3 separate regions of the Homo sapiens genome follow, and regions 2 and 3 are each linked to region 1. Evidence: read pairs that join two places in POLR2A ChIA-PET (ENCODE). Cell type or tissue: PC-9. All regions are shown on one strand. Each heading gives the region's core, and the rest is flanking DNA. Links, peaks and the distances in the headings are about the cores only.

Evidence for each region. ChIA-PET counts read pairs that join two places held together with the same protein. Peaks named below come from ENCODE experiments on the same cell type or tissue, not always from the same donor. Only the 100,000 strongest peaks of a DNase experiment are listed, where the experiment ranks them.
Region 2: POLR2A ChIA-PET joins it to region 1 with 5 read pairs; 4 of 35 experiments call an interaction of 5 or more read pairs at or near these places.
Region 3: POLR2A ChIA-PET joins it to region 1 with 9 read pairs; 5 of 35 experiments call an interaction of 5 or more read pairs at or near these places.

The regions. Positions count from the first base shown.
Region 1 is chr6:41,962,102-41,973,221 of GRCh38, reverse strand. It overlaps a transcript of CCND3 not described here. Among named protein-coding and RNA genes, the nearest start is that of CCND3, 26 kb to the right of the region's middle. RefSeq lists an enhancer at 7,739-8,249. In PC-9, for the core only: no CTCF peak of the experiment used is centred there; DNase peaks (open chromatin) are centred at 5,371, 5,741 and 6,091; H3K27ac peaks cover 3,733 bases.
Region 2 is chr6:42,088,298-42,097,857 of GRCh38, reverse strand. No RefSeq gene overlaps it. Among named protein-coding and RNA genes, the nearest start is that of TAF8, 43 kb to the right of the region's middle. In PC-9, for the core only: no CTCF peak of the experiment used is centred there; DNase peaks (open chromatin) are centred at 2,607, 3,677, 6,087 and 9,527; H3K27ac peaks cover 1,006 bases.
Region 3 is chr6:41,833,075-41,844,194 of GRCh38, reverse strand. All of the region lies in intron 3 of USP49 (ubiquitin specific peptidase 49), which reads left to right. Among named protein-coding and RNA genes, the nearest start is that of TOMM6, 51 kb to the right of the region's middle. In PC-9, for the core only: no CTCF peak of the experiment used is centred there; no DNase peak of the experiment used is centred there.

The DNA.
Region 1 (11,120 bases), core at 1,473-9,472:
TTAGGAATTGTGCGGGTGTTAGAGAGAAGGGAAGAACAGACTGTGTTTTACCCCAGGGATTTGTCATTGCCTGCTGAGACAGAAAATTTGGGGATGCATTTCAGAAATAACTGTAATTCCCCCTTTGGATATTTTAGTGTTCTCTACCATTTTCCAGCCCAACGTCTCATTGACATTACCCAGACACACATGGGTGGGGTTGGGCAGAGAGGAAAGCTGTTCTCTTCCCCAGCTTAGCCATGTGCATTCATCTGGAATCACACCATCTGGCCATCCCATGTCCCTTGCCCCTTCTGCCCCTCTCCAACTCAGTCATATATATATATATTTTTAATTTTTAAATATATATATATATATGTAAATTTTTTGTAGAGATGGGGTTTCACTCTGTTGCCCAGGCTGGTCTTGAACTTCTGAGATCAAGCGATCCTCCCATCTCAGCCTTCCAAAGGGCTAGGATTACAGCCATGAGCCACTGCACCTCAGTCTCCCTTTGATGTTACCCCCTCAAATTCTACATTCAGACCCAAAACAGACAAGGAGGCGTGAGGCTATCAAACGTAGTAATGCTGAGTCCTCAGCACAGTACTGTGCACTTTCCAGGCGCCATCTCTGTCACAACAGCTTTAGGTGATGGGAACCTTTATGCAACCACCATTTTATAAAGGAGGAAAAGGAGGCTTTAAGAGGTGAAGCCTGGTTATGTGTCCAAGGTCACATAACCGGGGCTTGATGGAGCTGGGATTCAGAGCCAAGGCTATCTAAACTCCATGGCCACATCATGTTTACCACCACATATTCTTTGCAGCCTTCATGATGTAGTATAAGCAGAGGACGTTGTAGCTCTAGGGGAAAATCTTCAGAAAAATCAGCAAGAACACATTCAGTTAGCTGAATTATGTGTATACAGAATGGGCTCACTTACAGAATGTTAGAACTGCAAAGGATTCTGGAAGTATCTCTTTTCTTTTCTTTTCTTTTTTTTTTTTTTTTTGAGATGGAGTCTCGCTCTGTTGCCCAGGCTGCAGTGCAGTGGCGCGATCTTGGCTCACTGCAAGCTCCACCTCCCAGGTTCACGCCATTCTCCTGCCTCAGCCTCCCGCATGGCTGGGACTATAGGCGCCCGCCACCACGCCCAGCTAATTTTTTTGTATTTTTTTAGTAGAGACGGGGTTTCACCATGTTAGCCAGGATGGTCTCGATCTCCTGACCTCGTGATCCGCCCGTCTTGGCCTCCCAAAGTGCTGGGATTACAGGCGTGAGCCACTGCGCCCGGCCGGAAGTATCTCTTTTCTACCTTATTTTAAAATTGGGGCAAATGAGACTAAGGAGATACGACAAGTAAATGCAATGTGTGATCACACCAAAAATAAAGAAAAAGGAAGGCCGGGTGCGGTGGCTCACACCTGTAATCCCAGCACTTTGGGAGGCCGAGGCGGGCGGATCATGACGTCAAGAGATCGAGACCATCTTGGCCAACACGGCGAAACCCCGTCTCTATTAGAAATACAAAAATTAGCTGGGCGTGGTGGAGCGCCTATAGTTGCAGCTACTCGAGAGGCTGAGGCAGGAGAATTGCTTGAACCTGGGAGGTGGAGGTTGCAGTGAGCCAAGATCATGCCACTGAACTCCAGCCTGGCGACAGAACGAGACTCTATCTCAAAAAAAAAAGAACCTGGGTTCTGACACCAGGCAGACCTGGATTCATATCCAGGTAAGGTACTCCACCTCTCTCAGCCTCTGTTTCCTTATCCACAAAATGGGGATTATAAATACATAATTATCATCTTGGAGCCAGGCTCAGTGGCAGGTACCTGTAGTCCCAGCTACTCAGAGGCTGAGGCGGGAGGATGGGAGGATCACTTGAGCCCAGGAGTTCAAGTCCAGTCTAGGCAACGTAGTTACACCCTGTCTCTAAAAGCAAAACAAAACTGAAAAACTAAATACTTATCATCTAGAGCCACTGTGAGAATGAAATGAAATAATGCTTCTAAAGAAACTGGAGGCTGGGCGCGATGGCTCATGCCTGTAATCCCAACACTTTGGGATGCCGAGGCTGGTGGATCACCTGAGGTCAGGAGTTCGAGACCAGCCTGGCCAACATGGTGAAACCCCGTCTTTACTAAAAATACGAAAATTAGCTGGGCATGGTGGCATGCACCTGTAATCCCAGCTACTCGGGAGGCTGCGGCAGGAGAATCGTTTGAACCTGTAAGGTGGTGGTTGCAGTAAGTCAAGATCGCGCCACTGCACTCCCGCCTTGGTGACAGAGCAAGACTCTGTCTCAAGGGGGGGAAAAAAAAAAGAAACTGGAGCAAGTTTGTGGAAAAAAGAGAATTTTGGGGTTGAGTTGGTGGAAAAAAAACAGAACACAAAACTGGTAACCAAATAGATGATTTCAAAAGAAAACCAAAAGGCCAAGTATTTCTCAATTGCATCTGATTCATTATTTCTCACAGGCACTGTCAGTTGGGCACCCATTCGACTTTCCCCACGTGGAAGCGCATGGGTGTAGTGTGTGGGGACGTCTCTATGACTTGTCTTTGGTGAAGAGGGAAGGATGGGTTAGATTTACTTCCATAATACAGGCTTGCTGTTTACTTCCTGTTTTGAAAGGGATGGGAGATTGAGAGGAAGTGAGGTTGTTAATATAAACTTCAAATCCAGATTCTTTCTAAAGGACATTCACTCTGCTATGTGACCTCAAATGAACCTCTCACTGTCTCAATTGTCTTCTCACCACAGGCTTATTAAGATGGCCACAAAATTGGCACTTTGCATTCAGCATCTTATTTAATTCTCAAGACAAGCCTGCAAGATAGATATTACCATCCCATTTTGTTTTTTATTTTTATTTTATTTATTTTATTTTATTTTTATTTTTGAGACGGAGTCTCGCTCTGTCACCAGGCTGGAGTGCAGTGGCGCGATCTTGGCTCACTCCAACCTCCGCCTCCTGGGTTCAAGCGATTCTCCTGCCTCAGCCTCCCAAGCAGCTGGGACTACAGGCACGTGCCACCACGCCCAGCTAAATTTTGTATTTTTTGTAGAGATGGGGTTTCACCATGTTGGCCAAGATGGTCTCAATCTCTTGACCTCGTGATCCACCCGCCTTGGTCTCCCAAAATGCTGAGATTACAGGAGTGAGCCACCGCGCCTGGCCTATTTTATTTTATTTTTCTTAGATACGAGGTCCTGCTATGTTGCTTAGGCTGGACTTGAACTCCTGGGCTTAAGCAGTTCCAGCTAAGCCGCCCAAGTAGCTGGGACTACAGGCGTTCACCACCATGCCCAGCTCACCATTCCATTTTAGAGCAAACAACTGAGGTTCAGGGAGATTAAGTAACTTTTCTCAGGCCACACAGCACACAAGAAGCAAGTGGTAGATCTGTGATTTAAGCCCAGATGTGACACCAAAGTTCATATGCTTTCAAGTATACCCAGGGTAAATTCTGTTTTGCTTTTTTTGTTTGTTTGTTTGTTTTTTGAGATGGAGTCTCACTCGGTCACTAGGCAGGAGTGCAGTGGTGCCATCTCGGCTCACTGCAACCTCCACCTCCCGGGTTCAAGCGATTCTCCTGCCTCAGTCTCCCTAGTAACTGGGACTACAGGTGCGTGCCACCACGCCCAGCTAATTTTTGTATTTTTAGTGGAGACGGGGTTTCACCGTGTTGGCCAGGATGGTCTTGATCTCTTGTTTTTTTTTGAGTCCGAGTCTCACTCTGTCACCCGGGCTGGAGTGCAGTGGCACATTCTTGGCTCAATTCAACCTCTATCTCCCAGGTTCAAGCCATTCTCCCACCTCAGCCTCCCGAGTAGCTGGGATTACAGGCGTGCGCCACTATGCCCAGCTAATTTTTGTATTTTTAGTAGAGATGGGGTTGCACCATGTTGGTTGGCCAGGATGGTCTCAATCTCTTGACCTCGTGATCCGCCCGCCTGGGCCTCCCAAAGTGCTGGGATTGCAGGCATAAGCCACTGTGCCTGGCCCAGTCTTGATCTCTTGACCTCGTGATCCACTCACCTCAGCCTCCCAAAGTGCTGGGATTACAGGCGTGAAGATTCTAGTTTTATGGGGTCTAAAGCTTATGTAATCTGGGGAGCCGTCTTTAAACAACAATACAGAGGCCGGGCATGGTGGCTCACACCTGTAATCCCAGCACTTTGAGGGGCCGAGGCGGGCAGATCACTTTAGGTCAGGAGTTTGAGACCAGCCTGGCCAACAGGGCAAAACCCCGTTTCTACTAAAAATACAAAAATTAGCTGGGCACCCTTGTAATCCCAGCTACTCAGGAGGCTGAGGCAGGAGAATCGCTTGAACCCAGGAGGTGGAGGTTGCAGTGAGCAGAGATCGCACCACTGCACTCCAGCCTGGGTGACAGAGTGAGACTCCGTGTCAAAACAAACAAACAAACAAACACAAACCAATACAGAAACATTATAAAATCACAGATATAAAAGATACAAAAGTGAATATTTAGATTTTGAAATGAAATCACAACGTATTAGAAAAAAGAGCTGAAACATCAAGATCACACACATCTCAAAATCCAGAAAGGTAACATACTATTTGTGTTAACTCTTTGACATTCCTCTATAATACTTTTTTTCCTATGTCTTTGTTGTTGTTGTTTGTTTTTTAGAGATGGAGTCTTGCTTTGTCACCCAGGCTGGAGTACCATGGTGTAATCATAGCTTGGACTTCTGGGCTCAACAATCCTCCTGCCTTAGCCTCCCAAGTAACTGGGATTACAGGCCCGATTTTCCTAGGTTTTTTGGCTGCATCCTTCTTAGCTGCATCTTCATATCATAATAATTTTGTAATATTTTCCATAGAATTAAAAAAACCAGTATTCCTCTAGCATGATTGATTATAAACTTTTTCTATTATTGATAGTCCAGAAAAGCTTATTTCAGCTTCAGAAGTCATTATTGGTAATGTCATAAAGATATTAGGATTAGTGTCAAATTTGGGACATCAAAGTTTCTTTCATATATGAGCTGTGAGATTTTAGGGCATTTTTTTCCAGTGCACAGTGATTCATTGAATTGATGACACTTTATACCCCATTTGCTGTTAGCTAAATGTTATCTTCATTGATATCAGCATTTTGTGTCAAATCAGCAGGAAATTCTACTCTTTCCCCATACTGCTTCTCCTCTCCTACCACTTTAGTTGGAATGAAGATGGTTTACATTCAGAAAAGACTAATAATTAAACTCCCTTCTCATAAATGTCTGACCTTTTAAAGGGAATTTATTACAAAATCCTGGGTGCAAAAACATTTGAAGCATTTAGAATGATTTGGCCTACTCAAGGGAAGGCTGGAGAAGGCAAATAAATAACCACCTTGAAGGATGTGGACATTAGTGGGGGTTAGAACCACCAGGGTGTGTCTGAGACTTTGATTCTGGGGACTGGGGAAAGAATCACGCAGCTGCATAGTTAACAGGTTCTGCAAGTCACTTTGACGCACTAAAATTGATACAATGGATAAGAAAGTCTGTGAGTGAGAACAGCTAAAAATTGCCTCAGTGTGGACTCCAAGTGTGATCTTCACTACTCAAGGTGTGTCCCAGCAGCTGCTGCGGGAGATGGATAGAAATGCAGATTCCCGGGCTCTACCCGGAAGCGTTGAATTAGCATCTGCATTTACCAAAGTTCCAAATGATTCATGTGCAGGTTATTGTCTAAGAAGCCTGGACTAGAGAGTTGAGAAGGAACTTGCTGATATGTCCTGGCCCAGCTCCTTTTATAGATGAAGAAATCGAGGCTTAGTCACTTGCCCAGTGTCATAAGTGACAGAGGTAGGAATCAAATCCAGGGATATTTGATTCCAAATCTTTCAGAGGGAATCAGTAAGTGCTTGTTGAATTACTTATTAATTTTTCATTCAAGCATTCATTAATATTATTATGTATTCATTGAAGAGACTTAGGGTAGGATGAAAATGTGGCTGTCTAGCCTTGGTGACTCTGCTGCCCTGGGAATAGGAAGGTGACACTCCTCCGCCTTCCCCCTTTCAAAATGCCGTTCTCCATGACTCAGCAAAGGAACCATGGGTCTGAAACCAGAGGTGAGACAAAGAAAACCTCAAAAATGTTTTGTTTTGTTTTTTTCCTAGAGGAATTTCCTTTCATGTCATTCATTCCTCTGCTAGGGAATCCAGGAAGCCTTCGACCTATGGTTAGCCGGCACTTAAAACAAGGCCTGACACAAAGCATGCTATATAACTATTGTTATATTATTATTAATTATGGAGCAGTTATTAATACCTAGAGACTTGCGTCAACTTGTGTTAAACTTCTCTTTCCATTTGTTCTAGTCTCACCCCAGAATTTGTGTGAATTCTCAATTATTCATGCTGTAGAGGGCTTAAGGGGTCAACTGCAAATGAGTGAATAAATTAATAAATCAAAAAGCTTGGGTTCCCCTCTAAAATGAGATTATTGTAATGGATGAAGAGGCATGACTCAGTAGATGGTTGATTTGGGAATAACCACATCCAGTCTAGAAGGGAGCTGACCCTCAGAATTTCTAGCTATGGGATAGACAGACCTGCCTAACTAAGAGACAGTTTACTGATAGACTGTGGTAAATTCTGTATGGAGATATACAGACAACAGAAGGAGAACATAATTCCTGGTTCGGTGGGGAGGGGAGGGTGTGCTTGTGGTTCTCAGCCCTGGATGTGTTTCGGAATCACCTGGAGATAAACATATAGAACCTGGGCTCCATGCCTAAGATTCTGATTTTCAGTTCTGGGAGTATAACAGGGCCATCAGAATTCTCTTTTTTTTTTGAGACAGGGTTTCACTGTCGCCCAGGCTAGAGTGTAGTGGTGGCAATTATGGCTCATTGCAGCCTCGACCTCCTGGGCTCCAGGGATCCTCCCACCTCAGCCTATAACTGGGACTACAGGCATGCACCACCATATCTGGCTGATTTTAGTTTTTGTGGAGCTCGGATATCTCTGTGTTGCCCAGAAGGTGGCCATCAGAATTAACAAGCTTACCAGGTGATCAGGACCTGAAGCCAAGCACTAAACATAATAATAACAGCACATACTATAAACTGGACATCTTAGGTATTTTCTCTTATTCTCATAACCATCCCTAAATGCAATTTATATTATCCCCATTTTACAGGCAGGAACACTGAGGTTTAAGTAATTTGGCCAAGGTCACACAGCACAGCCCATATTTTAATTAAGCTCTCAGTCTAAAGGCCTAAGTTATTTTGCCATATCCCATACAGCAGGAGGTCAGCCTGGAAGAATCTTCCCAGAAATTTAAATTAAGATAATTAACTCAGATGTAAACTGTAAAATCTGTACATAATGGGTCAGACAAAGATATGCAAGCGGATTTAAAGAGACACAAAGGCTCCGAGCTAGTGAAAGTTCGACCTTAACCCTACGGCATCGATTAACATATCAAAAGGAAGAATGTGTCCTTTGGGGTGGGAGGGCGCTTGGGCCAGTTAGTCTGATACTTTGTGAGCTGAGGGAGGGTTCCTGGCCCTGGCAGCATTGTGATCTGGTATTAACTCTTTCCCGTGGCTTCTGGTTTCTCCTGACCTTCCTGGCTGTTCTGTTTCCTTCCGTTTCTCCACCTACCCCTTAAATGTGGATGTTCCTTGCATTCCACTCTCCCCGTATTCCCAGGATGACTGCATCCACTTCGGGGCACAGCTGCCTGTGCTAAGGACTTCCAGAGGCGTGCACTCCTGAGGTCCTGACTCAAGGCATCAAGGCAATCCAGGGGAGTGGGAGAGGTGTTCTCAGACAGGACTGGAGTTCACATCCTAGCTGGGCGTCTTACTGGCTATGGGTCTTAGAAGTTACCTATTATTGCTGGGTGTGGTGGCTCACGCTTGTAATCCCAGCACTTTGGGAGGCCGGGGCAGGCGGATCACGAGGTCAGGAGTTCGAGACCAGCCTGACCAACATGGTGAAACCCCGTCTCTACTAAAAATACAAAAATTAGCCAGGCGTGATGGTGGGTGTTTGTAATCCCAGCTACTCGGGATGCTGAGACAGGAGAATTGCTTGAACCCAGGAGGCGGAAGTTGCAGTGAGCTGAGATTGTGCCACTGCACGCCAGCCTGGGCAACAAAGAGCGAAACTCTGTCAAAAAAAAAAAAAAAAAAAAAAAAAAAAAGCAACGTGAAATAGAGAACATTTTCCCCAAATCTGTTCTTCCACTTGGATTCCTATCAGAGGAAATAGAAACACCTTCCATGAAATTGCCAGAACCAGAAATCCTAGAGTCATCCTGGACTATCCCTCCACTACCAACAAAGGGGTCACTGAGTTCCAGTGATTTCTGTCTCCTGCATTTCTTTTATTCTCACAAGCTGCCCTTGGAACTTCTCACTAGGTTCTTGCAAGAACCTCTTAACTGCTCTCTACTTACTGGTTCCCAAACCTTAATGCTTAGCACTCAGGGTGTGGTTCAGATGAAACCCTGTAACAGCCCTCTGCTCCCTTTAGGGGACAAGTCCAGGTCTCTTGCAGACTCCTGCCACCCTGCTGTCATGCACCCAACCTGCTGGGTCTGCTGGCAGTGCTGAACCACATAGGCCAGATGCTCTCTCCTCACCTAGTTAGTTCCCACTCAGGATGCAGCTCAAGCAGCAGTAAGCAGCATCGCTGTCTTCCCTGGAAGAAGACTGTGTGCATGTGCATGCACACACATACACACTCACACACACACACACTCACACACACACATTCACACACACTCACACACACACTCACACACAGACTCACACATTCACACATACACACAAACACATTCACACACAGACACACACATTCACACATGCACACACACACTCACACACATTCACACATACACACACAGACTCACACACATTCACACACACATTCACACACACAGACTCACACACATTCACACATACTCACACACACACACATACACACGCTGGAGGAAGTGCTCCTCTCCTGAAGCTTCTGTCTTTCCAACAAGACTGGGAAACCCTTAACCCCCCAATACCTCTTGGGCATCTCTGGGTGCCTGGTATGTGGCATGCTCTCAGCAGGAGGCTCTTCTAATAAGGTTTAACATTTACGGAGCTTTACTGTGGGTCAAGCTCAGTTCAAAACATCTTCACAACTCTGTGGGGTGGGTATACTTTATTCATCCATTCTACTAATATTTATTGATTACTTCCCTCTGGCTAGGCCCTGGTCCAGGCACTGGGGATATGGCAGGGTAAAGATGATGGACAGTGCTAGAGGTGGGGGGAAGAGTCCCTGTTTTATCTCAGAAGATCAGGAAAGGTGAAAATGGAGCAGAGACTGAGGGAAGTGAGGAAAGGAGCTATGTGGAGATCTAGGGAAAGAGTGGTCCAGGCAGAGGGAACAGCCAGCTCAAAGGGGACTATTTGATGGTTTCTTCCTCCATTTGATGGAGTCCAGGTAAGTTATCCAGAGTCACAGACTAAGTGGCAGAGCTAGGTTTCAAACCCAGGTTCTGTAACTCTTGACTCATACCTCTTGAACCATGCTTCTTTACCATGTTTTGTGGGACACAGTAGCTGCCTTAGCAAGTGGTTCCACGTTCACCACCTCCCCCTCTGATTGGAGTTTGGCCTCCTGTGTCAAGGACAGCATGGCTGATTGCCTGCCTTGGTATCCAGCTTCACTTGTTGCCTCTGCTTTTCTGCTTTGTGTATTCATTTCTGTGGTCTGTATTAGAGACAGTGAGATTGTGTGTACTCTTCAGGCAGCTTCAATAAAGCACACTTTTCCTTATGTAAAGCTGAGACCCAGACCCTGAAATAGTGTGACTTGGCCAAGGCAAATTCCCCTTTACTAGTCAGCAATTAGGGTAGCCTCTGTGGGCAACCTGTGTGTCTCACATCACACCTTCCTTCAAGCTCCTTCAAGAGCTTCCTTCAAGCCACCTCTGGGGCTCTTTGCAGAGGTGATATTTGAGTTGGCCTTGAAGGACATGGAGCATTTCAAGAGGTGGAGATTGGGGAAGGATTTTAGGCAGAAAGAAGTGTGTGAGCTGAGCAAAAGCATCAATGCTGGGCCACTCAGGGACCTGGAGAGTAGATGCCTGTGTGTTGGGGAAGCAAAGATAAGGCTGGACGGAGAATTTAGGTCATGTCATGGCAGCCTTTAAAAAAATTATTTTTGGCCAGGCGTGGTGGCTCATGCCTGTAATCCCAGCACTTTGGGAGGCCGAGGCGGGCAGATCACGAGGGCAAGAGATTGAGACCATCCTGGCCAACATGGTGAAACCCCGTCTCTACTAAAAATACAAAAATTAGCTGGGCATATGGTGGCACGCGCCTGTAGTCCCAGCTACTTGGGAGGCTGAGACAGGAGAATCGCTTGAACCCGGGAGGTGGAGGTTGTGGTAAGCCAAGATTGCGCCATGGCGCTCCAGCCTGGGCAACAGAGTAAGACTCCGTCTCAAAAAAAAATTATTTTTTTGAGACAGGATCTCACTCTTGTCACGCAGGCTGGCGGGCAGTAGCATGATCACAGCTCACTGCAACCTCAGCCTCCCAGGCTCAAGTAATCTTCCCACCTAAGCCTCCTCAGTAAATAGGACTATAGGTGCACACCACATTTAGGTAATTTTTAATTTTTTTGTAGAGACGGGGTCTTGCTAGGTTGTGCAGTCCGATCTCAAACTCCTGGCCTCAAGCGATCCTCCTGTCTTGGCCTTGCAAAGTGCTGGGATTACAGGTGTAAGCCACTGTGCCTAGTCTGGTTTTAAGGTTTTGGGGAGCAAAAGAAGCACATGTGCATTCCTGAAGTCTTTGAAAGACTGCTTGGGCAGCCAGGCGCAGTGGCTCATGCCTGTAATCCCAACACTTTGCGAGGCCGAGGCAGGTGGATCACCTGAGGTCAGGAGTTCAAGACCAGCCTGGTCAACATGGTGAAACCCTGTCTCTACTAAAAATATAAAAATTAGCCAGGGTGGTGGCACGCACCTGTAATCCCAGCTACTGGGGAGGCTGAGGCAGAAGAATCGCTTGAACCTGGGAGGCGGAGGTTGCAGTGAGCCGATATCGTGCCACTACACTCCAGCCTGGGCGACAAGAGTGAAACTCCAACTCAAAAGAAAAAAAGAAA
Region 2 (9,560 bases), core at 1,561-9,560, 120 kb before region 1:
AGGATCTCAGGCAGCCCTCTACACCCCACCAGTGAGCCAGCCACAGGGGCGGCCAGCTCCAACAATCCAAGTGACTTGCACTCTGTTGCTTTTTCCCTTTTGAGCTCCTTTGGTCTTCAGCAAACTTACTTGGTGCCACAGCCTATCTCAGCTGTGGACCAAGGGTAAAGTTTCCATTACATGTGGGCGGGAGAATTGAGAAGGAAAGCACCTCTGGGGGCCAGGGTGGCAGAAGCCAGCCAGGTCCGACCTGTTCACCAGCCCTCCCCACCTGCAGAGCCCACCTTCAAGAGGAAAGCCTTACAGTTCTAGGTTTGGTTTTTATTAAGGAGTGAGCTCCCTGCACAAGGTTTTGAGGGCCTAGCAGGGGTCTAAGCACAGAGTGGGGACCCAGTAGACTTGCTGTTTTGAATCTCTTCCATCTCAGCATAGGATCATTAGCCCTAATGCTACTCTCAGAAGTGGGACACTGGCTTCTCATTTTCTTTTCTTTCTTTCTTTCTTTTTTTTTTTTTTCCTGAGGCAGGGTCTTGCTCTGTCGCCCAGGCTGGAGTGCAATAGTGCCATCATAGGTCACAGCCTCCAGAGCTCAAGTGATCCACCTCAGCCTTCCTGGTAGCTGGGACTACAGGCATTCACCACCAGGCCTGGCTAATTTTTTTTTTTTTTTTGAGATGGAGTCTTGCCTTGTCGCCCAGGCTGGAGTGCAGTGGTGTGAGATCGGCTCACTGCAACCTCCACCCCCCATGTTCAAGCAATTCTCTGCCTCAGCCTCCTGAGTAGCTAGGATTACAGGCGCCCGCCACCACACCTGGCTAATTTTTGTATTTTTAGTAGAAACAGGATTTCACCATCTTGGCCAGGCTGGTCTTGAACTCCTGACCTTGTGATCCACCCGCCTCGGCCTCCCAAAGTGCTGGGATTACAGGCGTGAGCCACCGTGCTCTTCCTAATTTTTGTCTTTATTTTTTGTAGAGACACGGTCTCGTTAGGTTGCCCAGGCTGGTCTTGAACTCTTGGGCTCAAGCAATCCTTCTGCCTCAGCCTCCCAAAGTGCTGGGATTACGGGCAAGAGCCACCGCACTTATACTCCCTTCTCATTCTTGAAAATGGAATATTTTCAGTCTTGTCTTCTACAGACTGAGCCTTCTGACTCCTTTCAGCTTTCCTCACTGCAGAGAAGCATCTCCTGCCGCTTTTCATTGTTGCCTTAGTTTATTTTCTGAGCCATTCAAGAGGGTTTGGTAGGCTCCTACTTTCTCTGTCTCTCTCTGGGCTACCCCATCTGTCATCTTCCTGCCTTTTGGTTCACAACTTTCCAGCATTTGTTCTAATAGCTAAGGGCAGCACAGAATTCCACCAATGCAATTCAACACTGCGAGGGGGCGCCACTCAGTACAAGCCAAGGAACCTCGCAAGAGGCTCACAGTTGAGTGTGGAAGACAGACGTACACACAAATAACTGGACTATGGAGCAGGAGAATGCAAAGCTCTTCCACCCAGGAGAGCCCGGTGGCCCAAGAGAGCACGGGACCACATGGGGCACTGTTGGGTTGTCCTTGTGGGTGTCCTCTCTTGCTGGCCTGTGACCCTTGTGGGAGCACGTGCATGAGCTGGGCAGAGGAATGAGGGATGCCCTTTGTGTGCTTATTTTTCCTACAGAGTGAGTTGTGGTCTTTCGGTGACCTCTCTTGGCCATTTAAAGCTGCCCTTGACATTCACTTTAACTGGATTCTCCAGGGAGAGGAGAGGGGAGTGCCAGAAGGCACCTGTGTAATTTACCCTGGTGTCCAGCACCGCAGTCTTAGCCTGGCATCCCCGTGTGTGCATGTGGAGTGGGCATTAGCCAACAGGTGGCACTTTGCTCACAAGTGCCTGAAGTTTGTGTGACTGGTGGGGTTCAGGTTCAGACTGAGATCCATCTGAGGTTGACATGGCTTCTCCTAGGATCCAGGCACAAAGCTAGGTGCTGTCTGGCACACCAGTCATTCTCAAAACTCAGAAGTGCATCAGAAGCACTTGTCAAAACACAGGTGTGTGGGACTTGTTCCAAAGCTCCTGATTCAGTGGGTTTGGGATGGGGCTGGGGAATTCACATGTCTTTCTTTTTTTGTTGTTTTTTGAGATGGAGTCTCACTCTGTCTCCCAGGCTGGAGTGCAGTGGTGCGATCTCGGTTCACTGCAACCTCTGTCTCCTGGGTTCAAGCAATTCTCCTGCCTCAGCCTCCCGAGTAGCTGGGATTACAGGCACCCACCAACATGCCTGGCTAATTTTTGTATTTTTAATAGAAATGGGGTTTCATCATGTTGGTGAGGATGGTCTCGAACTCCTGACCTCAGGTGATCCACCCACCTCGGCCTCCCAAAGTGCTGGGGTTACAGCGTGAGCCACCACACCTGGCTGGGAATTCACATTTCTAACAAGTTTCCAGATGAGGCTGCAAGTCCTGATGGTACAGGGATGGCACTTTGAGAACCCCTGCTGTGCAGTGTCATGTGTCATCACCTCATCTCCCTTAGGGCAGATAGTGCCACTCCCAGCTTACCAAAGAAGAAACTACAGCCTCCACAGGCCAAGTGACCTTGCCAAGGCCACACAGCTGGAGGGTGCTAGGGAGCCAAACTGCACCTGCTGCACTGCCTTTTGCCCCCAGGGCAATGTGGCTGGGGTGGGTGTGACAGCATCTCTCCAAATTTTTGTTCCAGAGAGGGCAGTAAGTAGAGAGGGCAGGCTTGGGGTAAGCAGTACTGGGAGGTGGTCATAGAGTCACTGTTAGGCTAACAGTCATTCCTTGGGTGGCCATAATGTTTTAAAGACACTTTCAGCAAGGCACAGTGGTGCATGCCTGTAGCCCCAGCTACTTGAGAGGCTTGCTTGAGCCCAGGAGTTTGAGACTGGCCTAGGCAACATAGTGAGACCTCATCTCAAAAAATATTTAAAAATAAAAATAAGATACTTTTGCTTCTATCTATCTATCTATCTATCTATCTATCTATCTATCTATCTACCTATCTTAGAGACCGGGTCTTACTGTGTTGCCCAGGCTGCTGTGCAGTGGCATGACCATGGCTCACTGAATCCTTGAACTCCTGGACTCAAGTGATCCTCCCACTCAGCCTCCTGAGTAGCTGGGACTACAGGTGCACACCACCATGCCTCACTAATTAAAAACATTTTTTTTTTTAAAGATGGGGTGTAGGCCGGGCACGGTGGCTCACGCCTGTAATCCCAGCACTTTGAGAGGTTGAGGTGGGCAGATTACGAGGTCAAAAGATCGAGACCAGCCTGGCCAACATGGTGAAACCCCATCTCTACTGAAAATACAAAAATTAGCTGGGCGTGGTCACGCGCACCTGTAGTCTCAGCTATTCGGGAGGCTGAGGCAGGAGAATCACTTGAACCCAGGAGGCGGAGGTTTCAGTAAGCCGAGATTGCGCCACTGCACTCCAGCCTGGCGACAGAGTGAGACTCCATCTCAAAAAAAAAAAAAAAAAAAAAAAAGATGGGGTGTCGCTGTGTTGCTCAGGCTTGCTTCTGTTTCAATCAAGCCTCATGATACTGGTCAGCAAGCACTCACAATGGGTGCTACACTGTCTCCCTGACCCTCTCCCTTTCCAGGACTGAAGCTTTCACACCCCCAGCCAGCAGCTGGCAGTCCCTCCCCAGGAACTGTCCTTCCCGGGAGAGCCACCTCACCCAAGGTCACGCCCACACCCTAGAGGCAGCTCACATTCACTAAGTCCCTCCCCTCAATGCGGGACAACTCTGAAGGTCCTTGCAGACCAGGGCGCCCCTCCATTGCAAGTGCAGGCAGCCCAGCTTTTCCCTGTGCTCACTTCTCCCTCTCCCATGCCAGTGTGCTTCTTGAGGGCACTCCCAGCAAACTTGCTGCACACAAACCTCAGTCTCCTGGGGAGCCTGTCCTGCAACAGCTTATTAGGTACCAGGCACGATCCTAGGCACTTTACGCATATTATTTCATACTATCCTCCCAACAACCCCAAGAGGCAGGCACTTTTATTATCAAAGGCTATGTAACTTGTCCAAGGTCACAGAGCTAGCAAGCCAGAGAGCCAGGGTTGTCATGCAGGGAGTTGGGCTCCGGGGCTCTGAAATGTTACAACACTGTCTTAATTCCTATAGTCTAGCTTGAGGAAATTAGACAGAAGAAACAGTGAAGATGTATTCTGATTTGAGGGGGGAATAAATCTCAGCCGGGCACGGTGGCTCATGCCTATAATCCCAGCACTTTGGGAAGTTGAGGCGGGTGGATCATTTGAAGTCAGGAGTAGAAACTAGCCCCATTTCTACTAAAAATACAAAAGAAAAAATTAGCCGCGTGTGGTGGTGGGTGCCTGTAATCCCAGCTACTCAGGAGGCTGAGGCAGGAGAATCGCTTGAACCCAGGACACAGAGGTTGCAGTGAGTCGAGATCGCGACACTGCACTCCAGCCTAGGGGACAGAACAAGACTCCGTCTCAAAAAAAAAAAAAAATCTCTGTTGCCCCAGTTTTCTACCAGTCTCACTTTAGTTTCTGAATATGCAGCCCCCTGGTGTCTTAGTTGACTTTAATGGTTCTTATCCAGGGCCAATTTTGCTTCCCAGAGGATATTTGGTGATATCTGGAAGATCTGGAGATATTTTTTCATTGACATCCTAGGGGGATAGTAAGGGCATTCAGCAGGTAGAGGCCAAGGGTGCTACTAAATGTCCTACAATGTACAGGGCAGCCTCCCACAACAAATCTAGCTAAATGTCGGTAGTACTGAGGTTGAGAAACCCTGTGCTCTAGCTGGAAGCCTGGTGTCCTGGCTGGTTTTACCCTGAAGGAGTCCCAGTGTGATGACTGCTTGGGAGTGGACTTTGGTGAAGGTGGTGAGAGATACTTGAGCATGGGAGTGGAGAGAAGGTTTGGAGGGCAAACCTCCAAGGATTTCATGATCCTTGAAGGACAAATATTATCCCAAGTTAGTTCAAGGGAAGATCACACAGAGCTTCTGGTTAATAGCAGTGGCTGAGCTCTGAAGGCACCCCTTTTCCTCGACCAGGAAGCTCCTAGGGTAATGTAGTGGACCAGGCATTTCCTACCCTCCTCCCAACTCCCCTGTAAACGTGTACACTGATGGCCGGGCACATCTGTAATCCTGTGTAGCTCACACCTGTAATCCCAGCACTGTGGGAGGCTGAGGCAGGCGAATCACTTGAGGCCAGGAATTGGAGACCGGCCTCACCAACATGGCAAAACCCTGTCTCTACTAAAAATACAAAAATTAGCCAGCTGTGGTTGTGCACGCCTGTAATCCCAGCTACTGGGGAGGCTGAGGCAGGAGAATCGTTTGAACTCGGGAGGTGGAGGTTGCAGTCAGCCGAGATCACACCACTGCACTCCAGCCTGGGTGACAGAGCGAGATACTGTCTCTAAAAAAAAAAGAAAAAAAATTAAATAACCTAGAATGGGCAGGGGGTTGTGGGGGATCCTCCTCCCTAAGCGCTTATCTTGGTGCTTCCAGCTCAGTCTGGCCAATTCCACCTCTATGAGATAAGGAGGGTTCAGAGAACCCAGTCACTTTGCTGTTTTTCTGCCCACAAGTTTCTCTAATAAATCTTATTCTATGTCTACACAGCATGGCTAGAGGTGAGTGTTCTGAGCCCCTGCATGCCCAGGCCTTACCAAGGAATACCACCTTAAACAGTCAGTTCACTACTTCCCTACCACATGGTACATTTGTCTAGGGCAGCTAAGAGGGGGCAGGGAATAGTGGCCCACTGCAGAACAAAACAAAATAAAACAATATGACAAAAACAAAGAGAACACAACCACCAGATGGGATCAAGCTGTTCGGGAAGGCAGGGAACTGCAGCCCAACAATCCTTCCAAGTATTCTAGATGGGTTCTTTCCTTGGATCTATCGAGAGGTAAGCCTGGGATAACAGACATGACGTCCTCAACTCTCACCCACCCTGATGACTTCCAGCCCTCCCCCGAATGCCACTCATGGAGCCAGCTACCAACTCAGTGTTTCCACTTGGCTGCCTAATGGCATCTCGCACTTAACAGGTGCACAGCTGAGCGAGCACCTGAGTCCCGCCTGGCCTCCCACACCCAGAGCCTTCTCCACCTCAGGGCGCAGAGCCGCATTCTTCCCTGACCACTCTTCACACACCACTTCCAATCCCTTGGCAAATCTTGTCAGTTTAACTTTAAGATACACCCACCATTTCTGACTTTTTTTTCTTTTCTTTTTTTTGTTTTGTTTTGTTTTTTGTTTTTTGTGTTTTTTTGAGACAGGGTCTCACTGGAGTTCCGTGATGCAATCATAGCTCACTGCAGCCTTGACCTCCTGGGCACAAGTGATCCTCCTACCTTAGCCTCCCAAGTAGCTGGTACCAGAGGCACACACCACCATGCCTGGCTAATTTTTTTTATTGTTAATTTTTTGTAGAGACGGGGTCTCCCTATGTTGCCCGGGCTGGTCTTGAACTCCTGGGCTCAAGCGATCCTCCCACTTTGGTCTCCCAAACTGCTGGGATTACAGGCGTGAACCACCACACCTGGCCCCTGATTATCTCTTACCTCCTCAACTGTCACACAGTTAGTCCAAGCCACTATCATTTTTTTGCCTTCTGCCTGGTCTTCCTGCTGCTACATTTATGATGGAAGTCAATTCTTAACACAGCGTCCAGGATGAGCTTGTTAAACCTAAGTCAGGTGATCTCACTCCTCTGTTTGGCCCACCCCTTCATGGTAAACACTGTTATCATTAGGATGCCCACAAGACCCCACATGCTCCAACGCTCTCTTACTCCTGCCCCTTACCACTCCATGCTGGCCACACTGAACTCCTTAAATACGCTAAGCCCACTCTTGCCTCAGGGCCTTTGCACTGGCTATTCCTGTGTCACCCAATGCTCTTTTCCATTGGTCTCAATTCAAATGTCACCCTCTTGGAGAGGAGAGGACTTCCGTAATCACTCCATTAAAGGGCCATACCCCAGGCTGGGCACGGTGGCTCATGCCTGTAATCCCAGCACTTTGGGAGGCTGAGGTGGGTGAATAGCTTGAGACCAGGAGTTTGAGACCAGCCTGGGCAACATGGTGAAACCTCGTCGCTACTAAAAATAAAAAAATTAGCAGGGCATGGTGGCGTGCGCCTATAGTCCCAGCTACTTGGGGGGCTGAGGTGGGAAGACTGATTGAGCCAGGGCAACTGAGTGAGCTGAGATCACGCCACTGCACTCCAGCCTGGGTGACACAGCGAGACCCTGTCTCTAATTAAATAAATAAATAAATAAATGGCAATGCCCTTCCTCCTCCACACCCTCTATTCTCGTTACCCTGCTTAATTTTTTCCCTCAGCATTTATTGCCATCTTATGTATATTTATTTGTTTATTCCTGGCCCTCTTCCTCCTCACGCCCAAATTGACTTATCTAAAGTCCATTTTCCACTGGTTCTGCTTTTTAATTTCTTTCTTTTTCTTTTTTCCCCAGATGAAGTCTCACTCTGTTGCCCAAGCTGGAGTGCAGTGGCGCGATCTCGGCTCACTGCAACCTCCACTTCCTGGGTTCACACGATTCTACTGCCTCAGCCTCCCGAGTAGCTGGGACTACAGGCACGTGCCACCATGCCTGGCTAATTTTTTTGTATTTTTAGTAGAGACGGGGTATCACTATGTTGGCCAGGCTGGTCTCAAACTCCTGACTTCGTGATCCGCCCGCCTCAGCCTCCCAAAGTGCTGGGATTACAGGCGTAAGCCACTGCGCCCGGCCTGCTTTTTAATTTCATAGATTGTTGTTATTTATTATTTTTGTTATAAGCTGTTTCTAATCCATTATGGAATAAAAAGATATGTAACAAAGGAACCAGATCATTATCACCCGGCTTAAGGCAGAACCATTAATTAGACCAGTGCTTCTAATATTTTTCCTCCCAGATTGCCAAAACAAACAAAAAAAGGAGCAAATAGACATGCCCTCCCACCCCCTCGAGCTTTAGGAGAGAAGCCTGAAGCTGCCACTAAAAAAGCAAAATGTCCTTGAGACTTTACTTTTCATGGGCATTCTACACTATATTTCCTAATATATTTACATGTATTCAATTATAAAACTTCTCCTCAAAATTTTCCAGTAAAAATAACCCCACCAATAATGTGTTCCATGTAAAATGCTACTGATGTGGAGTCCCAGGGCTCCCTGTCCACCCACGCCTCAGGGACCTTCACCCACGGTTGGGAGTTGGCCAGGAGGGACTGGAAACATCCTTTCCTTTGGGCAAGTGAATTGGCTGGATCTGGGTAGGGCCTCGCCGGAGTCTTGAGTTCTAGTCCCAGCTCTGGCACCTATTACAGTAGCTCAGTGACCTTGGGCAGGTCCCTCCATTGTAGTTTGGCCTGAGTTTCCTAAAAGGTTTGGGGTTTTGTTCGTTTGTTTGTTGAGACGGAGTCTCACTCTGTCTCCCAGGCTGGAATGCAGTGGTGCCATCTCAGCTCACTGCAACTTCTGCCTCCTGGGTTCAGGTGGTTCTCCTGCCTCAGCCTCCCGAGCAGACGGGATTACAGGCACCCGCCACCACCTCTGGCTAACTTTTGTATTTTTAGTAGAGATGGGGTTTCACCATGTTGGCCAGGCTGGTCTTGAACTCCTGACTTCAGGTGATCCGTGCACCTCGGCCTTCCAAAATGCTGGGATTACAGGCGTGAGCCACCGTGCCTGGCTGTGTTTGGGTTTTTAAGCTTAGTTCCCACCAGGCTGAATGTAACCATGGGCCTTACACTTCTGAACACAATCAGATGGAAGAAGAAAGAAGATGGTGTCCGGGCACGGTGGCTCACGCCTGTAATCCCAGTACTTTGGGAGGCCGAGGCGGGCAGATCACCTGAGGTCGGGAGTTCGAGACCAGCCTGACAAACATGGAGAAACCCTGTCTCTACTAAAAATACAAAATTAGCTGTTCATGGTGGCACATGCCTATAATCCCAGCTACTCGGGCAGCTGAGGCAGGAGAATCGCTTCAACCAAGGAGGCAGAGGTTGCAGTGAGCCGAGATCGTGCCACTGCACTCCAGCCTGGGCAGCAAGAGCAAAACTCCGTCTCAAAAAAAGAAAAAAAGAAAAGAAAAAGAAAGAAGATGGTGGTGAGAGTGGGACTGGGGCTGGACAGCTGGCAATTGCATTGGGTGGCTGGTGGATGCCCTGGCAGGGCATGGGCTGAGGCAAGGAGGCCTCAGGGGGTTGGTGCTCCTGGGAGGACCCAGAGCTGGGGCCTGCTCAGGCTTGGATCTCTTCTGTGCCGTAGAAAGCTCTGCAGTGAAGGGGGCTGGAGGGCCCAGGCTATTTCTGGGGCAGGGCTTTCCTGGAGGTGGGGAGGGTGCCCATCCAATCTTCCAAAAGAGGGCAGAGCTACCAACTCATCAGTGCCAACATCTGAATCACAGGCCAAGAATGCAGCCCTCCTAGGTCACCTTCTCTCCCTCCCCGCTGAGGCACCTATGAACCACAGTGCAACACTTCCCATTCCTGCATGTCACTTGCACTCTCAGGAGGGTGTGCTTGGTCCATA
Region 3 (11,120 bases), core at 1,588-9,587, 130 kb after region 1:
GGCTGGAGTGCAGTGGCACAATCTCGGCTCCCCATAACCTCCGCCTCCTGAGTTTAAGCGGTTCTTGTGCTTCAGTCTCCTAAGAAGCTGAGACTACATGGGCACACCACCATGCCTGGCTGATTTTTTGTATTTATTTATTTATTTTTTGAGATGGATTTTCGCTCTTGTTGCCCAGGCTGGAGGGCAATGGTGCAATCTTGGCTCACTGCCACCTCCACCTCCTGGGTTCAAGCAATTCCCCTGCCTCAGCCTCCTGAGTAACTGGGATTACACGCACCCGCCACCAGGCATGGCTAATTTTTGTATTTTTAGTAGAGACCGGGTTTCACTATGTTGGCCAGGCTGGTCTTGAACTCCTGACCTCAGGTGATCTGCCCGCCGCAGCTTCCCAAAGTGCTGAGATTACAGGCATGAGCCACCACACCCGGCCGATTTTTTGTATTTTTATTAGAGACAGGGTTTTGCCATGTTGCCCAGGCTTGTCTGGAACTCCTGAGCTCAGGAACTCCGCCCGCCTTAGCCTCCCATACTGCTAGGATTACAGGTGTGAGCCACAGCACTCAGCCTATTTCTTTTAAAGATACTGTTTTGCTTTGTTACCCCGGTTGGGCCTGAACTCCTGGGCTCAAACGATCCTCCCAGCTCAGCCTCCCAAGTGGTTGAGACTACAGGCACGTGACATTGCACCCAGCTGAAAAATTCTATGTTCCACAAATGCAGATATACAAAAAGACATCTCTTCATTTATTGAGGAAGTTTCGACCTTTTTTTCCGACATACGCAATGCTTATACACAAAGCCAACGTGATGATGCACTTTTTTGGAGTCATATTTACAAAATACGTAAAACAAATTATAACTCCGTAAAAGTATATAATTTAATTTATACTTTTAGTACTGGAAATGATGCAAAGATGAAATATGTAGCACAGTGAATTGTAAAAAATAGTGCTAGCAAAGTTACTGACTGGTTCGAAAGTAATTAATGTGCATGGTAGGATAAGAAGACACATACTTAGCCAGGCGTGGTGGCCTACGCCTGTAGCCCCAGCTACTCAGGAGGCTGAGGCAGGAGAATCACTTGAACCCAAGAGGTGGAGGTTGCAGTGAGCCAAGATGGCTGGGTGCAGTGGCACATACCTGTAGTTCTAGCTGGTTGAGACAGAGGCAGAAGGATCAGTTGAACCCAGGAGTTTGAGGCTGTAATACACTATGCTTGTGTCTGTGAATAGCCACTGCACTGTGGCTTGGGCAACACAGCAAGACTCCATCATATATATATAACATATTCATGTATATATAGTATTTATATATAATATATAGTTTTCATATATATAGTATTTATATATGTGAATAAGCTGACTAAATAGTGGAATAAAAAACTTAAGAAAAAACACAAAAACTAAAAATCAAATTTAACTTATGAAAAATGTATTACAGGAATAAATTCTGGGCAGTTAGTTGCACAGAGGTTGTCCATAAGACCTGGCTGACTTTTGCAGTAATTTAACTGTATTTTGAAGTCTTACCTCATAATTAATAGCTGTGATTAAAATGAAAAATAGGTTTTTTTTCTTTTAGGGCATGGCTCTCCTTGTAGAATACATTCACATTTGACATATACTGACATGATATACACAGACATGAGCATTTCCTATTAAATTTGCCCATCTTTTGTGCCATACTTCTATGTTGTTTTGGGTACATAGAAATCCATTCCACGTGAAATCATATACAGACCACAGGTTTGGCACAAATAATACTGGTGATTGAACAGCAACACCATTGTGTATGTGTTTTTTTGTTTTGTTTTGTTTTTGAGACAGAGTCTTACTCTGTCACCCAGGCTGGAGTGCAGTGGCATGATCTCGGCTCACTGCAACCTCCACCTCCTGGGTTCAAGTGATTCTCCTGCCTCAGCCTCCCAAGTAGCTGGGACTATAGGTGTGAGCCACCACACCCAGCTAAGTATGTGTCTTCTTATCCTACCATGCACATAATTATTTTTGAACCAGTCAGTAATTTTGCTAGTTTTTTAAGGCAAATGTGGCTTTAATTCATTAAAAGCTCCTGGAATTTCATCAGCTGGAAGGAATGCCAGTGCAAACAAGTGATGCATTTTTATTTTATTATTAGAGACACGGTCTTGCTCTGTCACCCAGGCTGGAGTGCAGTGACACAATCTCAGCTCATGGCAACCTCTGCCTCCCAGGTTCAAGTGATTTTCCTGCCTCAGCCTCCTGAGTAGCTGGGATTACAGGCGGGCGCCACCACACCCGGCTAATTTTTGTATTTGTGGTAGAGACAGGGTTTTGCCATGTTGGCCAGGCTGGTCTTGAACTCCTGACCTCAGGTAATCCACCCCCTTTGGCCTCCTGAAGTGCTGGGATTACAGGAGTGAGCCACTGCGCCCGGCCAAATGATGCATTTTTAAACGGAACTGTGCGTTGTTGTTGTATCATGTGACTAATCTACTCATCTGAATTTTCTGCCAAATGCAAATAAAAATAGGATGGGAATAGGTCCACCTAAGATGATACAAGTAACATGCTACAGCTACCCTGCTTACAATAAAAAATGAACTTCCCCAGAATTCAGCTTTCAGGATTTCAACATGCTGAATTTTAATCTTCCAGGATTGTGATTTTCAGGATTTAGATATTAGGGATTTTTAGACTTTAGAGATTTTGATCTTTCAGGATTATGGCATTTGAGATTGTGTTTTTAGGGATTATGATTAGCACTGGTGTGTGAGCAACCTATAATGCAATGAAAGCTCAGAGTAGGACTTCACAAGTAGATGGGCCTTCAACCTAGAATCGAAGAAAGAATAAGCTTCTCTGGATGGTAAGCTCCTTGAAGGCAGGGACTGTGTCTTTTTTTTTAACTATAATATTTCTAGGGCCCACAGAATGCCTAATAGATATCCAAATTATTTTCTGAACAAATGGATAAGCAGAAGGGAAGTACAAGAGACCCTTCTGGGTTGCGGGGATAGTATGAACAAAGGTGAGAAGGCAAGAGTGTGGTTAGTTTGGGAGACAGACAATGAGTAATTTAGTTTGTCTACATTGCAAGGAGCCTATGGGGCCTATGGGAAATACTCAGAAATAGTTGGAGAGGATGACAGGGGCCAGATAGTAAAAAGGTTTTTTTTTGTTTTTTGTTTTTTTTTTTGAAACAAGGTCTACAAGGATCTTGCTCTGTCACCCAGGCTGGAGCGCAGTGGCAAAATCATAGCTCACTCCAACCTCGACCTCCTTGGCTCAAACAGTCATCCTGCATAGCTAGGACTACAGGTATGCACCACTCTGCCAGGCCAATATTTAATTTTTTTTCCAGACTTCATAGTAGCAGAATTTTATTTAATTAAAAATGTTTTTTAAAAATTAGACATTACAAATTCAGAACCCACTATTTCAATTAACTGAAGAAAAATAGGAGGTTGGGCTAAGACTTTGACAAATTATATTATAAATCCATCCACAGTGTTATAAAATGAAAAGAACAAAAATAGCAATAGTTTATACAGGTCTTTAAAAAAGCAAGTTTAGAAAAAGACCAGATTAAGTCAAGCCTAACCCTGTAAATTATAAAAGAAAGAACCTTGAGATTCATCCAGTTGCTCACTTCCTCCTCTCTTTCCCATTTCCGTGGAGTCAGCCACTACTGTTGGTTCTTCAAAACTCCTTTTATGTGCCAACTTCTCTAAGAGAACTTCACTGACCCAAGGTCTCAATAAATACCATTATTGTGTTCTTCCAAAATCTCTATTATAGCACTTCTTATTTTTTTAATTTTCTTTTTTTTTTTTTTTTGAGACGGAGTTTTGCTCGGTCGCCCAGGCTGGAGTGCAGTGGTGTAATCTCGGCTCACTGCAAGCTCCGCCTCCCGGGTTGACGCCATTCTCCTGCCTCAGCCTCCCGAGTAGCTGGGATTACAGGCGCCCACCACCATGCACGGCTAATTTTTTGTATTTTTAGTAGAGACAGGGTTTCACCGTGTTAGCCAGGATAGTCTTGTTCTCCTGACCTCACGATCCGCCCACCTCGGCCTCCCAAAGTGCTGGGATTACAGGCATGAGCCACCGTGCCCGGCCTATTTTTTTTTTAAATGTTAATAATCAATTCATTATACTGATATTTACATTATGGTATTTGCTGAGACAAACTACAGAAGGTATTGCAGAGTTCTCTTTTATTTTATTTCAATAGTTTTTGGGAACATGATTTTTGGTTACATGGATAAGTTCTTTAGTGGCAATTTCTGAGATTTTGGTGCACCCATCACCTAAGCAGTATTCACTGTACCTACTGTGTATTCTTTTATCCCTTACCCCCTCCCACCCTAACCCCCAAGCCCCCCAAATCCATTATATCATTCCTATGTCTTTGCATCCTCACAGCTTAGCTCCCACTTATGAGAACATACAATATTTGGTTTTCCATTCCTGAGTTACTTCACTTAGAGTAATCGTCTCCACCTCCACCCAGGTTGCTGCAAATGCCATTATTTCATTCCTTTTTATGACTGAGTAGTAGTCCATGGTATATATATTCCACATTTTCTTTATCCACTCGTTGGTTGATAGGCATTTTTGTTTCATTTATCTTTTGTATTTTTTTTTGTTTCAATTTATTTTAGGTCTGTTCTGATCTTCGTTACTCTTTTCTTCTGCTGTGTTTGGGTTTGGTTTGTTATTTCTCTAGTTCCTTGAGGTGTGGCCTTAGATTGTCTATTTATGCTCTTGCAGACTTTTTTTTTTTTTTTTTTTTTTTTTTTTTTTTGAGACAAGGCCTGGCTCTATTGTCCAGACTGGAGCGCAGTGGCACAATCTTGCTCATTGCAACCTCCGCCTCCTGGGCTCAAGCTATCTTCCCACCTCAGCCTCCCAAGTGGCTGGGACTACAGGCATATGCCACCACACCCAGCTAATTTTTGTATTTTTTGTAGAGACAGGGTTTGCCATGTTGCCCAGGCTGGTCTCACACTCCTAAGCTCAAGCAATCCACCTGTCTCAGCCTTCCAAAGTACTAGGATTATAGGCATGAACCACCACACCAGGACTCTTTCAGACTTTTTGATGTAGACATTAAATGCTATGAACTTTTCTCTTAGCACCACTTTTGCTATGTCCCAGGGGTTTAATAGATTGTGTCACTATTATCGTTTAGTTCCAAGAATTTTTTAAATTTCCATCTTGATTTCATTGTTGACCCAAAGATTATTCAAGACCAGATTATTTAATGTCCATAGTTTCGAGCGTTCCTTTTGGAGTTAATTTCCAGTTTTATTCCACTGTGGTCTGAGAGGATACTTGATATAATTTTCATTTTCCTAAATTTATTGAGACTTGTTTTGTGACCTATATGTGGTCTATCTTGGAGAATGTTCCATGTGCTGATAAAAGAATGTATATTCTGCAGTGGTTTGGATCCATTGTTGGGGAGCTAGTGTGGTCTTTTGAGGGTGTTATAGAACCTAGTTTTGTCATATTAGCAAAATTACTTTTCTGATTCCTTCTCATTTGGGTAGACTATTTCAGTGGAAAAATCTGGAACTCAAAGCCTGATGTTCAGATTTATTTATACCACAGAGTGATCCCTTGATGTGGTGCTCTCCCCCTTCCCCTAGGGATAGGGCTTCCTTAGAGCTGGACTGCAGTGATAATTACTGCTCTTTTGGGTCTAGCTACCCAGTGGAGCTACCAGGCCCTGGGCTGGTTCTGGGGAATATCTGCAAAGAGTCCTGTGATAGATTCCTCTTCAGGTCTCCCAGCCATGGATAATAGCACCTGCTCTGGTGGAGGTGACAAGGGAGTGAAGTACACTCTGTGAGAGTCCTTGGTTGCAGATATGTTTGGTGGGCTGGCTCTCTCAAATGCTGGTTATGCTAGCAGTGAAACTGTCATGTGGATAGACGCAGGACCTCTGGTTAGCCAGGATGTTGCAGGCAGTGGAATTACCCAGTCTGCCATTGATGGGCATTTAGATTGGTTCTATGTCTTTACTATTGTGATTATTGCTGCAGTGAACATATGCATGCATGTGTCTTTATGGTAGAGTGATTTATATTCCTTTGGGTATATAACCAATAATGGGATTGCTGGGTTAAATAGTAGTTCTGTTTTAAGTTCTTTGAGAAATCACCAAACTGCTTTCCACAGTAGCTGAACTAATTTACATTCCCACTAGTATTGTATAAGTGGTCCCTTTTCTCCACATCTTTGCCATCATCTGTGATGTTTTTGACTTTTAAATAATAGCATTCTAACTGCTGTGAGATGGTATCTCATTGTGGTTATTTGCATTGCTCTAATGATTAGTGATGCTGAGCATTCTTTTCATATGCTTGTTGGCCACCATATGTCTTCTTTTGAAAAATGTATGTTCATGTCCTTTGCCCACTTTCTAATGGGGCTGTTTGTTTTTTGCTTGTTAATTTAAGTTCCTTATAGCTTCTGGATATTAGACCTTTGACAGATGCATAGCTTGCAAATATTTTCTCCCATTCTGTGGGTTGTCTGTTCACTCTGCTGATAGGTTTTGTTGTTGTTGTTGTTCTTTGCTATGCTCTTTAATTAGGTGCCATTTGTCAATTTTTGCTTTTGCTGCAATTGCTTTTGGGGTCTTCGTCGTGAAATCTTTGCCAGGGCCTGTGTCCAGAATGGTATTTCCTAGGTTTTCTAGAGGTTTTATAGTTTTAGGTTTTACTTTTAAGTCTTTAACCCATGTTGAGTTGATTCTTGTAGATGGTGTAAGGAAGAAGTCCAGCTTCAATCTTCTGCATATGGCTTGCCAGTTATTCCGGTGCCATTTATTGAATAGGGAGCCCTTTCCCCATTGCTTTTGTCGACTTTGTTGAGTATCAGATGGTTGTAGGTGTACGTTTTTATTTCTGAGCTCTCTATTCTGTTCCATTGGACTGTGTGTCTGTTTTTATATCAGTACCATGCTGTTCTGGTGACTGTAGCCTTAAAGTATAGTTTGAAGTTGGGTAACAGTGATGCCTCCAGCTTTGTTCTTTTGCTTATGATTGCGTTGGCTATTCAGGCTCTTTTTTGGTTCCATATGAATTTTAGAATAGTTTTTTTCTAATTCTGAGAAGAATGTCATTGGTAGTTTGATAGGGATAGCACTGAATCTGTAGATTGCTTTGGGCAGTATGACCATTTAAACAATATTGATTCTTCTTATCCATGAGCATAGAGTATTTTTCCATTTGTGTCATCTCTGATTTCTTTGAGCAGTGTTGTAATTCTCGCTGTAGAGATCTTTCACCTCCCTGATTAGCTGTATTCCTAGGTATTTTGTTTGTGTGTGTGTGTGTGTGTGCGTGTGTGTGTCTGTTCTGAATGAGATCATACTCTTCATTTGGCACTCAGTTTGGATACTGTTGGTGTATAGAAATGCTACTGATATTTGTACATTGATTTTGCACCCTGAAACTTTACTGAAGTTGTTTATAAGATCTAGGATCTTTTGGCCAGATACTATGGGGTTTTCTAGGTATAAAATTATTTTGTATTTTGTATTTTTATTTATCGATTTACTTTTTCTTATGCTACCTTGTCCAAGATCTAGTTATAACATTATATCATCTGCAAATATAGTTTGACTTCTTCTCTTCCTATTTGGATGCCTTTTACTTCTTTTTCTTGCCTGATTGTTCTGGTTAGGAATTCCAGTACTACGCTGAGTAGGAGCCGTGAGAGTGAGCATTCTTATCTTGTTCCAGTTCTCAGGTAGAATGCTTCTAACTTTTACCCATACCGTATGATGTTGGCTGTGGGTTTGTCATAGATGGCTGTTATTATTTTGAGATACGTTCTTTCAGTGCCTAGTTTGTTGAGGATTTTCAACATGAAGCAATGTTGAATTTTATCAGAAGTCTTTTCTGCATCTATGGAGATGATCATGTGGTTTTTATTTTTAGTTTTCTTTATGTGGTCAGGGTGTCCTATTTCAGAGCCTTTGGGTACTGCTTTGTGAAGAAAGACCTAGTGTTCTCTATGAGCCAAAAAACCCCCTTCTTTTTCAACTCCCTTCCAGCTTACTCTACCTATGTCTGTTAACTGTTTTCTTACTCAATTTGTATTGTATTTATTTATTTTGTATACAGAGTGTCACTCTGTCACCCAGGCTGGAGTGCAGTGGTATGATCATAACTCACAACAGCCTGGAACTCCTGGGCTCAAGTGCTCCTCTCACCTCAGCCTCCTGAGTAGCTAGGACTACAGGCACACATTACCATGCCCAGCTAATTTTTTTATTTTTTATTTTTGTAGAGATGGTCTCACCATCTTCCTCAGGCTGATCTTGAACTTCTGGACTCAAGCAATCCTCCCACCTTGACCTCCCAAAGTGCTAGGATTACAGGCATGAGCTACTGTGCCCAGCCAATTTATATCATTTCATAAATTTTACTTTACCTACCTTTTGTTAGCTTGGATTTTCTGGTGTTTTTTTTTCTGTTTTTTTTTTTAGAGTCTCACTCTGTCACCAGGCTGGAGTGCAGTGGCGCAATCTTGGCTCACTGCAACCTCCGCCTCTTGGGTTCAAGTGATTCTCCTGCATCAGCCTCCCAAGTAGCTGGGACTACAGGTGCCTGCCAACATGCCTGGCTAATTTTTTGTATTTTTTTGTAGAGACGGGGTTTCACCATGTTGGCCAGGATGGTCTTGATCTCTTGACCTCGTGATCCACCCACCTCGGCCTCCCAAAGTGCTGGGATTACAGGCGTGAGCCACTGCACCCGGCCAGATTTTCCAGTTCTTAAAATAACAGTTGTGTTTACTTCCCAATTCCTTCCATTTTCCATACTTGACTAACCTAGCAAATCTAAATTGCAATTAAATTGGCTTTCATGACTGCATTTCAGAATCTTGTAATGGAAATGTTAATGGCATGAGCATTCGTTTAAGTTGGCTAAAGACTCCTTTGCATGCTAAATGTGCGTTTGTCATCCTTCCATCTCATCCACCCATCCAAAAGTCATTATTAAGTCTTTTCCCCTCTGGGATATACCAAGCAAATATAAGACACAGCACCCAGTGGTAAGCAAGCTGTGTTCTCTAACCTAATGATTGCCCCTTTGATGGTGGGTAGAGACCCAGATTGAAGACTAGTGGTGGTTTGGGCTTAGAGTGATTCATCTCCTTAAGAATCATCAGTCTTCTTTCCTTATTACCATCTCTCCACTTCTACTCTTAACATTATTTTTTTCTTTCCTATTTCTTGAATACAATCATATATTATAAAAACTGAAGATAGGCAGTACTGAGCTGGAACCTTGACTCAGCTATTTTCTATGTGAGTGTTCTTGAGAATACTTACTGTATTAGTCCATTCTCACATTGCTATAAAGAAATACCTGAGACTGGGTAATTTACAAAGAAAAGAGGTTTAATCAGCTCATGATTCTGCAGGAAGCATAGTGGCATCTGCTTCTGGGGAGGCCTCAGGAAACTACAATCATGGCGGAAGGTGAAGGGGAAGCAGGCACATCTTACATGGCTGGAGCAGGAGCAAAATAGAGAATGTTGAGGTGCTACACACTTTTAAACAACTGGATCTCGTGAGAACACACTATCACAAGAACAGCTTCAAGAGGATGGTGCCAAATCATTCATGAGAAATTGCCCCCTTGATCCAGTCACCTCCCACCAGGCCCCACCTCCAACACTGGGGATTACAATTCAACATGAGATTTGGTGGGGACACAGATCCAAACCATATCATTTACCCTCTCTGATATTCAAGATCCTCATATATAAAATCGGGATAATAGTGTCTGGGCATTTTAGGACTAGAGAAGATATGAAAAATACCTGATACTTGATGTTCTTTACTAATTTTTATTGCTGTTATTATTGTATAATCATTGTTTCCATTTTCTCAACAGCATGAGAGACTTTTTAGATAGTGCTCAGTGCTCGATGTTATGATAGAGTGAGGTAAAGTATGGGTATCATAGGAATGGAATTGGTAGTTATTAACTAGAGAATCATAGGTCAGACATCTCAAGGACATCAGAGACCCAAGAATGCCCCATACTGCAGAAGAACTCATGAGAACTTTAAATAGGACAAATTTCCTTTAGTTGCCTACTTTGATTTCTTCCTAGTGATGGGCGTGCATGTTTCAATGTTCTTAGCTATTCAAATATGTGTACAGGTGAAAGCTTTGTTTAAAGTTTTAAACAAAGTGGACCCACTTAATATACTCAACATGTTTTCTAGTTTTGTGCTCACTTTACCAACATTGGAAGTGTTTTGCCAAAAGGGCAGAATTCAGCAACAGCTTCGTAGATAAACTGCCAAGACAGATTTGAAATCACATGCTGAATAGTGTGGACTAGGTTAATAAATAGGGTTTTCCAAATGTACTATCACCCCAAACCTCATCATTTGGCCCTTTCTAGGGTCCAGAAATCTTGCTACTACTTCTTACATTTCAGAAATCTTACACACATGCTGTGATAATCTTGTCCACCTTTGCCTTATTTTAACCTATATTTTTACCCATACCAATAAGAACTACTGAGAGAGAAGGTTTGGTATAGTTATTTTACATGGATTTATTTGCACTATTTGAATTTCAAATTAGAATCACTTTTCTAAAATCTTTCAAAAATTGTTCGAGTATGGAAGAAGTTATTGGAGTAGCGTTTCCTGTCAGTGCTTAAATACTTTATTATTATAATTCTGAAATTATTTCTACTGAGAATTAATGAGAAAACATTTACTGAGAAGCAAAAGAATAAAAGAAATATTTGATTATATTTATTCTTAGTGAGTTTTTTCTAGCTGCTATTGAAGACTATATGAATCTGAACAGTATGAGGAAACTATAGAACTACAGAAATACTGTGTCAAGGCCGGGCGTGGTGGCTCACACCTGTAATCCCAGCATTTTGGGAGGCCGAGGCGGGCGGATCATGAGGTCAGGAGATCGAGACCATCCTGGCTAACACGGTGAAACCCCATCTCTACTAAAAATACAAAAAATTCGCCGGGCATGGTGGCGGGCACCTGTAGTCCCAGCTACTCGGGAGGCTGAGGCAGGAGAATGGTGTAAACCTGGGAGGTGGAGGTTGCAGTGAGCCGGGGACGCGCC